Linked DNA regions of Homo sapiens: region 2 is linked to region 1. A link is a contact called in ENCODE Hi-C or POLR2A ChIA-PET data. All regions are on one chromosome and are shown on one strand. The core of a region is the stretch at or near the end of the contact, and the rest is flanking DNA. Distances in the headings are between cores, read along the strand shown. Region 1 overlaps IL6ST (interleukin 6 cytokine family signal transducer). Region 2 overlaps MAP3K1 (mitogen-activated protein kinase kinase kinase 1).

Region 1 (5,395 bases), core at 1,884-4,383:
TATATTAAATGTTCTATTATATATTAGCTCTAATCCCTTAAGTAAATTTTAAGAAATAAATACTTGTTCAAATTTTTTTTCTGTATGTGGTTACTATCATCTGACTATGCATATTTGTAACAGCATTTATCATTAGTGGTGTTAGCTAAATAAGCATCTTAGTGTAAATGAGATGCTTCGTGTGGGTTTTGTGACATTTTAAATGACATAATGGAATGTGATTTAAAAGAAAACCAGTACACTATCTTGGTCTTAATAACATAGAATGGAGATGGCAAATTTATCCACTAGTTTTCCAGATTTACTATTTAATAGCTGAGGTCTGAAATCGTAGCATCCTCCCTCCTAGTGGACATTAAAAAAAAAAAAAAAAAAAAAAACCTACTTGGTTGTCAAGAGCCCAAGTATGGAGGTGCTGCGCCATCTTGTGGCCTGTCTGTGCCCACCCTGCACTCTGCTGGAGTCTCCATCCTTGTTGCAGTGAGACTTGAAGTTCAAGATTGATACATGGCATCCTCCTGCTACTTCTTGAGGTTACTAAGTAGTATATGAAACTAATCAGTCAGCAAGTCCACCTGGAAGGAAAAGAAAATCTCAACTATTAATGTGCCTTCACATTGTGATTTTGTCTAAAAAAATGTAGTGAGTCAAAAAACCCACAAGCCAGCCAACAGTAACTCCTTCACATATATACCAGAGTTTATAGAAATAACATGTCAGCTTTGGGCTATGTGCTCCTTTGTTTAAAATCTTCTATTTGGTTATGGCTTGTATAGGCTCAAGCCTGATTTCTTTAAGGTGTGGTGGCTCATCTTATCCTAATGTGTATGATAGATACAGTCCATCCTGCTTTGGAAAAGATTATGTAACTCCTTGAGAGCATACTCTTTCTCTAGCCCAAAGGCAGTGAGAGAGTTTTCTTGTTCAGGATTGCTTAACTTTCCATTTAAGCTTTTTCTTTTTAAATTAATACAAACTTCTACACTTTCAAAATACGAAATATATTACAACTGCGTATAGGCTCTTCCATACTTAAGTCCAGTGCTTGGGCAAGTTAATGGAGTGAAAGACTACAAGCAAAGAGGAACTGAGGTAGAAAAAGAAGAATGTGTGAAAGCAGCAGGAAGCTCAGCCAACTCGAAAGCAGGGTGAACAGCTTGAGTCCTGTTGCTGCTGATCGGGGTTGGCTCTTGGACAACTTAGTAAGATCATGGAAAGGCTGCTTGGGTTCTCCATAGAAAAGTTCTGTCTCCATCAAGGGAGGAAAATGTACCTTTCAACTCAAAATTCAATATTTGTTTTTAAATATAGCTATTTTCCCCAACCGCTAAAGATTTTCAACAGATACGAAGCCAGAGCTTAGTTTTAGAAACCTGTGGACATTCAAACCTGATTCTTTATTCCCTGTGACTATGGTTATGTCATTTTACATGTCAAAAAAGTGTATCTAGAATTGTCATTTCTTATTTTTGAGCTTTTTTTAGTGAGAATTATCCCCTCACTTAAATGGCTTTTTATTTAAACATCTGTGCATTCTGTATGAAATTGTAGTCTTTCTGGGATAACATGGTGAGCTATATGGTGGTAATCCACACACACAAAAATAAAAGCCAAAAAAAAACCAAAACCCTCAGGTAAAGTATTTCTCTTTCTTCAACTGTCTCATTAGCCCTGGCTGTGGATGGTCTTTCTGAGACAGGCTAGCCAGAGTAATTCAACGGCCACAAGTGGTTTCTCCCCCAGAGTGCTGGTTCAAACTCTGAATGAGACCAGCCTGTTGATTAGAAATCTAATACCTCAGTCCAGGCCTACTTTCCTAGAACAATCTTCACTTAGTAACAGGTCCAAGACACAACTATTAAGTATACATCTGGGTCCCTTCCCCGTAGGAAAAGGTTTTCCCTGCAGTCTTGCCTGTAGTCAGAAGCAGCCTGTTGACTAATGATAGCTTTTAAATGAATTTATAGAAAATTCTTGGAAATAGGCTCTATAAGCTTTATGAGAGGGATAATGCTTTTAAAGGAATGGCATGAAGGGGAATATTTAAATAAAAAGGCACTGAGATTCTGACAATAGAAACCATAATTCTGCATAAGCGTTCTGAGAATGAAAAGTCAGCCACTCTTCAGGTCAAAGTCAGTGTGGATTTTGCCAGTTGTTCAATCTAGACATACGAACACCAGGGCTACCCAGCCAGCATCAGTGCCTAGGAAAGGACCTCCAAGAAACTTTTAACTGCCACGGTCAGAATCGAGACTAGACATTGCTGCTGGGGGTGAGGGGCCGCTCCTCTTCAAATGAACCGGCAGACCTTTCTGATCACCTGCTGGGGGCCACATGCCGGAGCAGGGTGTCCAAAGGTGAGCAAATATATGCCATCTATGAAGTGTTTACTGTGGGTTATGAAATCCTAGAAACTTATGAGGTAAATACCAGCACCATTTACAAATGCAGCCTCCAAGAGGTTGAATAACTTGCCCGGGGTCATGTGGTTGACAAACAGTGGAGTTCCAACTCCAACCTGATCCAAAGTCCGCATTCTTTGATGTGTACACCAATTGTACCCAACCACTTAAGCAAAATTCTTGATGACGTCATGCCCAGGCTAGCTTAAGGAGAATGCACACCTGCTTCCCAGGCCCTTCAAACTCTTCTGAGTTTCTCTTCCCCTCATCTCCCTCCCCACCACCCTTATTTGTGAATATGGGGCACCTTGTGCCCTCAAGCAGCCCCCTGCAATTGCCTACCTTGAAGTGTCCTAACTGAGCCTCGAGCCCAGAGCAGTACTTCTCCTTATGCCCTCAAGGTTTACTCCGAGGCTGGCTCCCCACCCCTACTAGCACATACATTTGCTCTGACCCTATAGAGCAACCCCTGCAAAAGAGGTCAATGTGTCCCACTTTCCTGAGAATGCACCCTCACACGACCCCTGGAGTCTCATTCTTTTGGCCAAAGAAAGACTCCTCTAATGGTGGAATCTAGCCCATGGCAACTAGTGACAGGAGGATCTCCGGCAGGGGCTTTTCCTGGGTGCTCAGACCACGGTCCTACCCCAGGTGGTTCTGTCCACAGACTTCCCCGGGCCCGCTGCCTAGCGCGAGCACCCGTTCCAGCCTGCCTCACCTTCACGGTGCCGCCAGCCACTCCTCTCCATCTCCTGCCACTCCCAGAGGGGCTGCCTGCTGCTGCCCCGCTGTGCTGACCTCATTCCCCACATTTGCTTTCTGTCCTTTTGGGGCCTCGCTGGACCTTTCCAACCCCCCAGCTGCACACTTTATAGTTTCCAGAACATACTGAGTTTCTTCTAACCTAGCCCATGCACATGATTTCCTCCCCTAGAATGTTCTCCAGTCCCCAGTCCCTGTTAAGCTGGGAAATTCTTACTGGTTCACCAAAAATCAACTCAAATAGATACCCTCTTGAGGGAAATCTTCCATTCTTCTCTCTCCTTCCCCCTGAGTTAAGGGCCTTCTATATCCTGGCACCTACTGCTGGGCCTCTGGAGAGAGGGCCCCAGCTCAGTCCTCTCCTGGCCCAGCATAGTGCTCGGTGTTTGGCAGAGCTTGCTTATATGAACAGGTAAGTGGGTGAATAAACAAGTTATTTTTAATTTTAAAAAATGTTTAAAATGTGTCTCAGGTTTCTTCTAATCCAGAGTTGCACAGTGCCATAGGCAGTCAGGAATCTGCCTCCTTCGCATCTCAAACCTGGGATCATTTCCTGATTCCCATCCCACCCTGGCTACAGGCAAGAGCTTCCCCCAACCAAGAGAGAGAGAGTCTTGCTCTGTTGCCCAGGCTCAAGCAATCCTCCCACCTCAGCCTCTCAAGTAGCTCAGACTACAGGCAGCACTGCCATGCCCGGCTAATTTTTCTTTTTTCTTTTTTGTAGACACGGGCTCACTTTGTTGGCCAGGCTGGTCTCAAATGCCTGGCTTCAAGCTATCTTCCATCCTTGGCCTTCCAAAGTGCTGTGATTACATCTCTGAACCACCGTGCCTTGGCAAGAGCTTTCATTTGAAGCAAAATATATACTCAATCCAAAAGCAAAAATTTAGAGAAAATTAAAGTCAGATGGATCCTTATTAAATCATTTTATCCAAACTCCTCATCCTGGACGAGGAAAATGAGGTCCAGAGAAGAGGGGCCAGCAAACTTTCCAACAGCACAGGAGAAAACGCTGGGTTTGTGGGTTATAAAAGGACGGCCCTGCCCTTTGGGAAGTTACTGTCTAGTGAGGAAGACGGAGTGAACCAGGATCAGGCTCCGCCTTAAGAACACATCAGAAAGTGCAAGTAGGCTCAGGCCCTACAAACCAGGCTACGACCAACCCCTGGCCAAACACCAGGCAGCTCCCAGTATAAAACAATCCCCCAATTCCTCAACGAGAAGATCCCAAGAAAAGTTTTTGGACAGCTTAACTGTGTGAGCTTTACAGATGTTGATTAAATAGTCAGATGTCTGCCTATGATCCATATTTTAAATAAGATGATGTGGAACAATGCAGAAATATAGAATTGATTTTGTTCACTCGTACTTTATGAAGATAGTTCCATGCAACTCTTCACTTGCAATTGGACACTGAGGTCCTTCCTCGTCATTACCAGATCCCCTTTGTGAATCATAGGCACAGGTTTTGGGAGCTCGTTCCTAACATTTCCATCTAGTTGTGTGAGAGACAGCAGACAATGCTGTCGTGGAAAACAGTATTCAAGCCTTAAGTATCCACTTTTATCTTAAGAGACTTTCCCCCCATCCCAGTAATGTAACCTGTTACCATTTTGCTTTTTAAAATGGTCTTTAAAAAACTTTACACTGAAATCTAACCTAGTTAATATTGAGATCATATCCCAGGAATAATGACTAAATCCCTTGTCTCCTTTTATGCCAGTTCCTTCTGGTGATCTCCGTGTGATTCTCAAAATTAAAAATTAACATTGGATGAGGTCATTTTAGTGAATGGGTCTTTCGCAAACAGAACTTTTGTGTTTAAATAACGAAGAGAGGCCAAGCACAGAGGCTCACGCCTGTAATCCCAGCACTTTCGGAGGCCAAAGTGGGCAGATCACTTGAGGTCAGGAATTTGAGACCAGCCTGGCCAACATGGTGAAACCCCGTCTCTACTAAAAATACAAGAATTAGCCTGGCGTGGTGGTGCGGCACCTGTAATCCCAGCTACTTGGGTGCCTGAGGCAGGAGAATCACTTGAACCCGGGAGGCGGAGGCTGCAGTGAGCCAAGGTCATGCCACTGCACTCCAGCCTGGGTGACAGGGCGAGAATCTGTCTCAGAAAAATAATAAATAAATAAATAAGAAGAGAGAAACTGTGATATGAGAAACTTTGTAAGTACTTTACTAAAGCACTCCCTCTTTTTTGGGGAAAGATTTTTCAGAAA
Region 2 (5,395 bases), core at 1,883-4,382, 920 kb before region 1:
CAAGACTGTGAGGAAAGTAGAAGGCAACATATTAAACATCTTTGTATCAGCAACTGGCCTAGACATTTTTAGAAATACAAAGAATACATAACATTTGGTTTGAAACTTGCAAATAGGCATTAAGACCACAGCGTAAAATATTTCCTTACACACACATACACACACAAATACTGTTATATAGAAGCAATATGAGACTTTCAAAAAGTATGAAAAAAGGAGGATTATCTAATTTACTTATATGTGCTTGGCTGCTTTTTATGCTGATTATAAAATATAAATATTAGGGGATGTGTAGAAGAAAGTAAGAGAGGGAGGGAGGAGAAAGAAGGAAAGAGGAAGGGGGGATGGAGAGAAGGGAAGAAGGCAGAGAAGAAAGGAGGAGGAGAAAAAGGAGGAGGGAGAGGAAGGCAGAGAAAGAGAGGTAGGGGTGAAGAACACAGGGGATAAAGTGTCTTCCAAAAAAGTCCATCCTGCTCAGTTGGTATTCCAGGAGGCTCAGCTTTGTAGGCAACTGAATTTATGTGGTGACTGCATAATAAAAATTCACTTCCAAGTCTTTAGTATTAAAAGCGCTTTCCCCCTCCAGTAACAATGTTGCAAGAGGTGGTTTGGTTCCCAGGCTAGTTCCAAAAAATAAGCCTCACAGTGGAACTGCAGTGCATTTTTATACCAGAAACTCCTGCACTCCTAGACCAAGGTGCTTGATAGTCTTTCCTCTGGTCCTAGCTATCTCTCTTCCCCCAAATCTGTTTCAGGAGTATCTCTTCTCTGCTATGGATTTTCAGTTTCTGTTCCTGGCCCTGAGTCAAACACACAAAGGATGTTCCTTGTCTAAACAAATCTTTCTGGATGGCATGGCCTCCTTAAAGTCTAATGTGTCTCTTTCCTTTCCACTTGTTTGAAAATACTGTCATCTTTTAGACCAATTTCTTTTATCATAAATAATAGGGATGAGCATTCTAGTAGCTGAACTTTTACACACATCTGAGATTCTTTTTTAAATTTCGTTTTACCTTATTTATGTTTAAGGACTATGAGATTATTTTTTTCTTTTTTCTTTCTTTTTTTTTTTTTTTTTTGAGATGGAGTTTAGCTCTTGTTGCCCAGACTGGAGTGCAATGGTGCAATAGGCTCACTGGCAACCTCCGCCTCCCAGGTTCAAGTGATTCTCCTGCCTCAGCCTTCCAAGTAGCTAGTATTACAGGCATGTGCCACCACGCCTGGCTAATTTTGTGTTTTTAGTAGAGATGAGGTTTCACCATGTTGGTCAGGCTGGTCTCGAACTCCTGACCTCAGGTGATCCACCCACCTCGGCCTCCCAAAGTGCTGGGATTACACCACATTTGGCCTAAATTATTTCTTTAGAATAAACACCTAGAAATGGAAATGCTGGGTTAAAAATGTACACAAATGAAGACTTTTGATAATATTGTCAAATAATCTTCTAAAAAATATGTCTTCCATTCACACGCCCATCCAGGTCAAGCTGCTCTTAAACCTGCTCTGAACTAGCAACAGGCTCCTAACGAGGCTTCTTTAACTTTGAATCTTACCCAGATTTCACAGTGCAGCCAGGGTTACTTCCTCCATTAAAATGCTCTAGTGGTTCCCCCCGGGCTTAGACTAAAATCCAAAATGTTTAGCCCAACCTAAGTGGCCCTGCACCTCGTGGTCTCACCTCAATTCCTGTCATCAGACCTGCAACCCCCCTTCTTCACTGCCTCAATAACCCCAAGATCTTTCCTACTCAGGGCTTCTGGACAGGCTGCTTCCTTCTCTGTCTACTTTTTACCTAATTTCTACCCACTCTCTAGATTTTCCTCAACTCCTCAGAGACTTTCCCAATTTCAATTAAGAACTCCCAGTTCCATTCTTTCACAGCACTTGTATTTTTCCTTTAACATGGTTAATGCAGTTTGCAAACTGTTCCTCTCTTATGAACTGTAAGCTCCATGAGTGAGGGGACCACGTGTTATCGCCATCTATACACCTAACATCTAAGCATGTCTGGCTCATAATAAGTATGAACATATATTAAGTGAATGATCACTTATTAACTCTGGCAGTCCTACAGCCTTCCCAGTTTTAAATTTTAATGACTATTCTTATTAACTTTTTTTATAATTCTGTATTTAATTAAGACTAAATTTGCAATTTAGATGTTGTTCAGAACAATTTTCACTGTTCCTAAATTAATCTGCAAATATAAACCAAAGTGTTTTTCCTAGTCTCTTTGTAATAATTACATGTCATTAATTTTAAAATGTGTATTTTTTCACATTTTAATATCTGAAATATGAATGCCTCTTGCAATCAAAAGTTATTATAATTTAACTGGCAGGTGTTATTTCCTTCATAGTATATAAAATAATGGTACAACTTACAACCACTGGGATCTTTGAATCAATGAAATATATAGTAAATCCTATTGTATTTGCCACGAATAAATCACATCTACTCTGTTTAATTTCTCTCTGAAACAGAACCAAACTGTGAAAAATTTTTTTACATACTTGTATTGTTTTTGTTATAATCCTAACATATAATCTTCCATAAGCCAGGCATATATAGGGTTTTCATTTTTACTAGATGAGTGTGTGTGTGTATGTATGTATGTATATAGCAGTGATTTATCATCCAATTAAGATATCACAGCCATAGCAGGAAAAAAATCTTTTTTTAACCAAAGCTAATCTAAACAGATAGCTGTGAAGTCACTGGGAGATGAGAGCCATCTCCAACTCATGTTGGTTAAACGTGAATGTTTCGGGGAGTTATTTTTGCCAAACATTACCCAGAAACATACCTATTTTAAATAATAGTGTATACACTTTTGACCTTAAAAAAATAACAGATTTCAGCTAAACAATGTGTTTTGAGAAACTACCTTGAAGACTTAAAAATAAATAAAATTGTGGTCAGAAAAATAAGAGAAACTTAAGCACTATTACAGATCAAGCTTTATCTTCATTTCCTGTTTATTTAGGAAACATGAGGTTTCTTGGTTTTGGTTTCTAGACATTCCTAAGAATGAATTTGTGACCTGACACAGAACTTCAAGAACGCTTACTCCCTGAGGTTAGGTTTCTAGTGCTAGACTCTTCCTAGACCTACAAAACTCACCTGTTAAAAACCAAGATGCTTCAAGGGTCCCTTCTCAGGGAAACTGTAGTCAGTCCTCCCCTTATAATGTGGTGTCAGCCACTGTTGATTGTGCTAACTCTCTTGTAGGTCTCTCCTCTACTCTTCTATGAGGTCTTTTTCTCCTGGTTCTATGTCTAATCATCTTCATCAGTACCATAAATTAGACCTTCTTCCTGGAGCCCCTTAAATACCAACTATGGCCCTCTTCTCATAGCACAAAAAAACTTCATAAATATACCATGATATTTTACTCCCGTCTCTGCAGATGACTTTTTTTTTTTTTTCCCTGCCAGGAATACCCTTTGCCATCTCAATATGGCTTCAATGAAGAATTTCCTACCACCATTCTACGGCAGTTAGCTGCTCTCCCGCTGCATGGTAAATATTAACTACAATATATCATAAAATTAAGTATATGTTTAAGTATCTGCTTCCCTCTCCACATTGTGAGCTCTTCCAGGACAAGTTCCCTCTTATTCATTGTTCTATCACACTGCCCAGTGACCTGACATACTGCCCCTTTCTGGGAAGCGAAGGGTCTGCCCAGTCCTAAGGGTGGTGGCTAATGCTTAAGGTGCTTTATACATCTGAATCCATCCCAGCTTCCACAGCTGCCTGGTCCAGGAATGTTCCTTGGTCCAATGACCTTCTGTACTGAACGGTATTGTACGCCTGAGTCAGCTCTCTCCCTGAGAGTTTGAAAGTAAAACACACAAATAGTGTTACTGCAGGAAGAGTGGCACTTAACACGGAAACAGAGCAAGGTAATAAGTAGAAACACTGAGACAGAAATAAGGGAGAAGAGAGAGAAATTAGAAGAAAGACAGGGATGCAGAAGCAACAAAAGTCAACCTAACAAGTTGTACACGGGTCCCCTGATAAGCTGTTAGATGATGACAGCCACTTTTATACCACCCCTGGATAATGAATGACTAGTTCTCCACGGGCCAAGTGTACATGCTGCAATGGAGGAAACTTCTTGGTGGATTCTTTAATTTGGAATGAAATAAATTTTAACCCATCTCTGTTCCCTGCAACCTCAAATAGTCTGACTAAAACACTAGTTCTGCACAATGCCTGGCACACAGGGGACATTTCATAAACACTCAAAAATAGAATCCTGGCCGGGCACGGTGGCTCATGCCTGTAATCCCAGCACTTTGAGAGGCCGAGGCAGGCAGATCAACTGAGGTTGGGAGTTCGAGACCAGCCTGACCAACATGGAGAAACCCCATCTCTACTAAAAATACAAAATTAGCCGGGCATAGTGGCGCATGCCTGTAATCCCAGCTAGTAGGGAAGTTGAGGCAGGAGAATCACTTGAACCCAGGAGGCTGAGGTTGCGGTGAGCTGAGATTGCGCCATTGCACTCCAGCCTGGGCAACAAGAGCAAAACTCCATGTCCAAAAAAATAAACAAACAAAAAGAATCCTACCAGTCTACTGTAATTTTTAAGTTATTTATTAAATGGCTCATCCTTAGGAAGGAAATATTATGTTTGTCAACAACCAGCGATATGGAGAAATAACTGCCAGAGTGTCATCACAGAAAAATTATATTACATGCCAGACAATGGATTAGGTGCTTTACATGTATGAATTTACTGCACCCTTCCAGCAACCCTGTGAGGTCTTTTCCATCGGAGGCTTGGGGAGGCTGGGTTATGCCCAGGGTAACACAGTTTGTAAGTGAGTGGCAGGGCCAGATTCAAACCCCCACAGGTTTGATTCAAGAGCTGTACTCTCTGCTGCTATGAGTGTTCACTGCCCAGTCTAAGTTTGTTTTTACAAGAAGTCAGCACCTGTGCTGATACCTATTTGATAATAATCCAAACAAGTTTTGTAAGTTTTTACAACAGTGACGATTTGATTAATTATAATAATTAAAGAAGCATATTAATTCTCTTCATTATTAGAGCATTTCACTGCAATAGAGGCAACTAAGACTATAACGATCGTAGAAAACCTTTCTGGAAATTAATGAGATTTAACCTTAGGTATAAATTAAGATTTCCGTATCTTGATTCTCTTGGTGTCCAAGGAACTTCAAGGAACCCTAGAAAATACATTATTTGGGATAGGCACAATTCAGAGCTAACTAATTAAGGTCCACCTGTGAAGCCTTCCTAGCAGAAGAAATTCACACACTACCAAACTCATAAGCCATATTACTGAGGAAGAGGACAGCAAGGGAGGAACGACCTTCCAAAACAATCCTAGTCCATTGTGGGACACTTAAAGTGTAAGGTTCC

Evidence for each region. A loop is a pair of places that touch in the nucleus more often than their neighbours do. ChIA-PET counts read pairs that join two places held with the same protein, here RNA polymerase II (POLR2A). Pooled maps may share reads with other maps.
Region 2: a loop to region 1 is called in a map of Calu3, with 5 times the contacts of the local background. The contact joins two enhancer-like sites. A Hi-C loop is called at or near these places in 6 of 168 maps with a recorded cell type or tissue (Caco-2, Calu3, gastrocnemius medialis and 3 more), 2 of 37 single-sample maps with no recorded cell type and 4 of 50 pooled maps. POLR2A ChIA-PET finds 5 or more read pairs at or near these places in 1 of 52 experiments (T-cell).

What each region holds. Positions count from the first base shown.
Region 1 is chr5:55,931,327-55,936,721 of GRCh38, reverse strand. It overlaps IL6ST (interleukin 6 cytokine family signal transducer), which reads left to right. Exons shown (of 17, transcript NM_002184.4): 17 at 1-1,627. Among named protein-coding and RNA genes, the nearest start is that of IL6ST, 61 kb to the left of the region's middle. Within about 2 kb of position 3,133, at least 4 of the 41 ENCODE cell types and tissues checked have a DNase peak (open chromatin) inside an H3K27ac peak, as active enhancers do.
Region 2 is chr5:56,850,117-56,855,511 of GRCh38, reverse strand. All of the region lies in intron 1 of MAP3K1 (mitogen-activated protein kinase kinase kinase 1), which reads right to left. Among named protein-coding and RNA genes, the nearest start is that of MAP3K1, 37 kb to the right of the region's middle. RefSeq lists a silencer at 4,292-4,471. Within about 2 kb of position 3,132, at least 4 of the 41 ENCODE cell types and tissues checked have a DNase peak (open chromatin) inside an H3K27ac peak, as active enhancers do.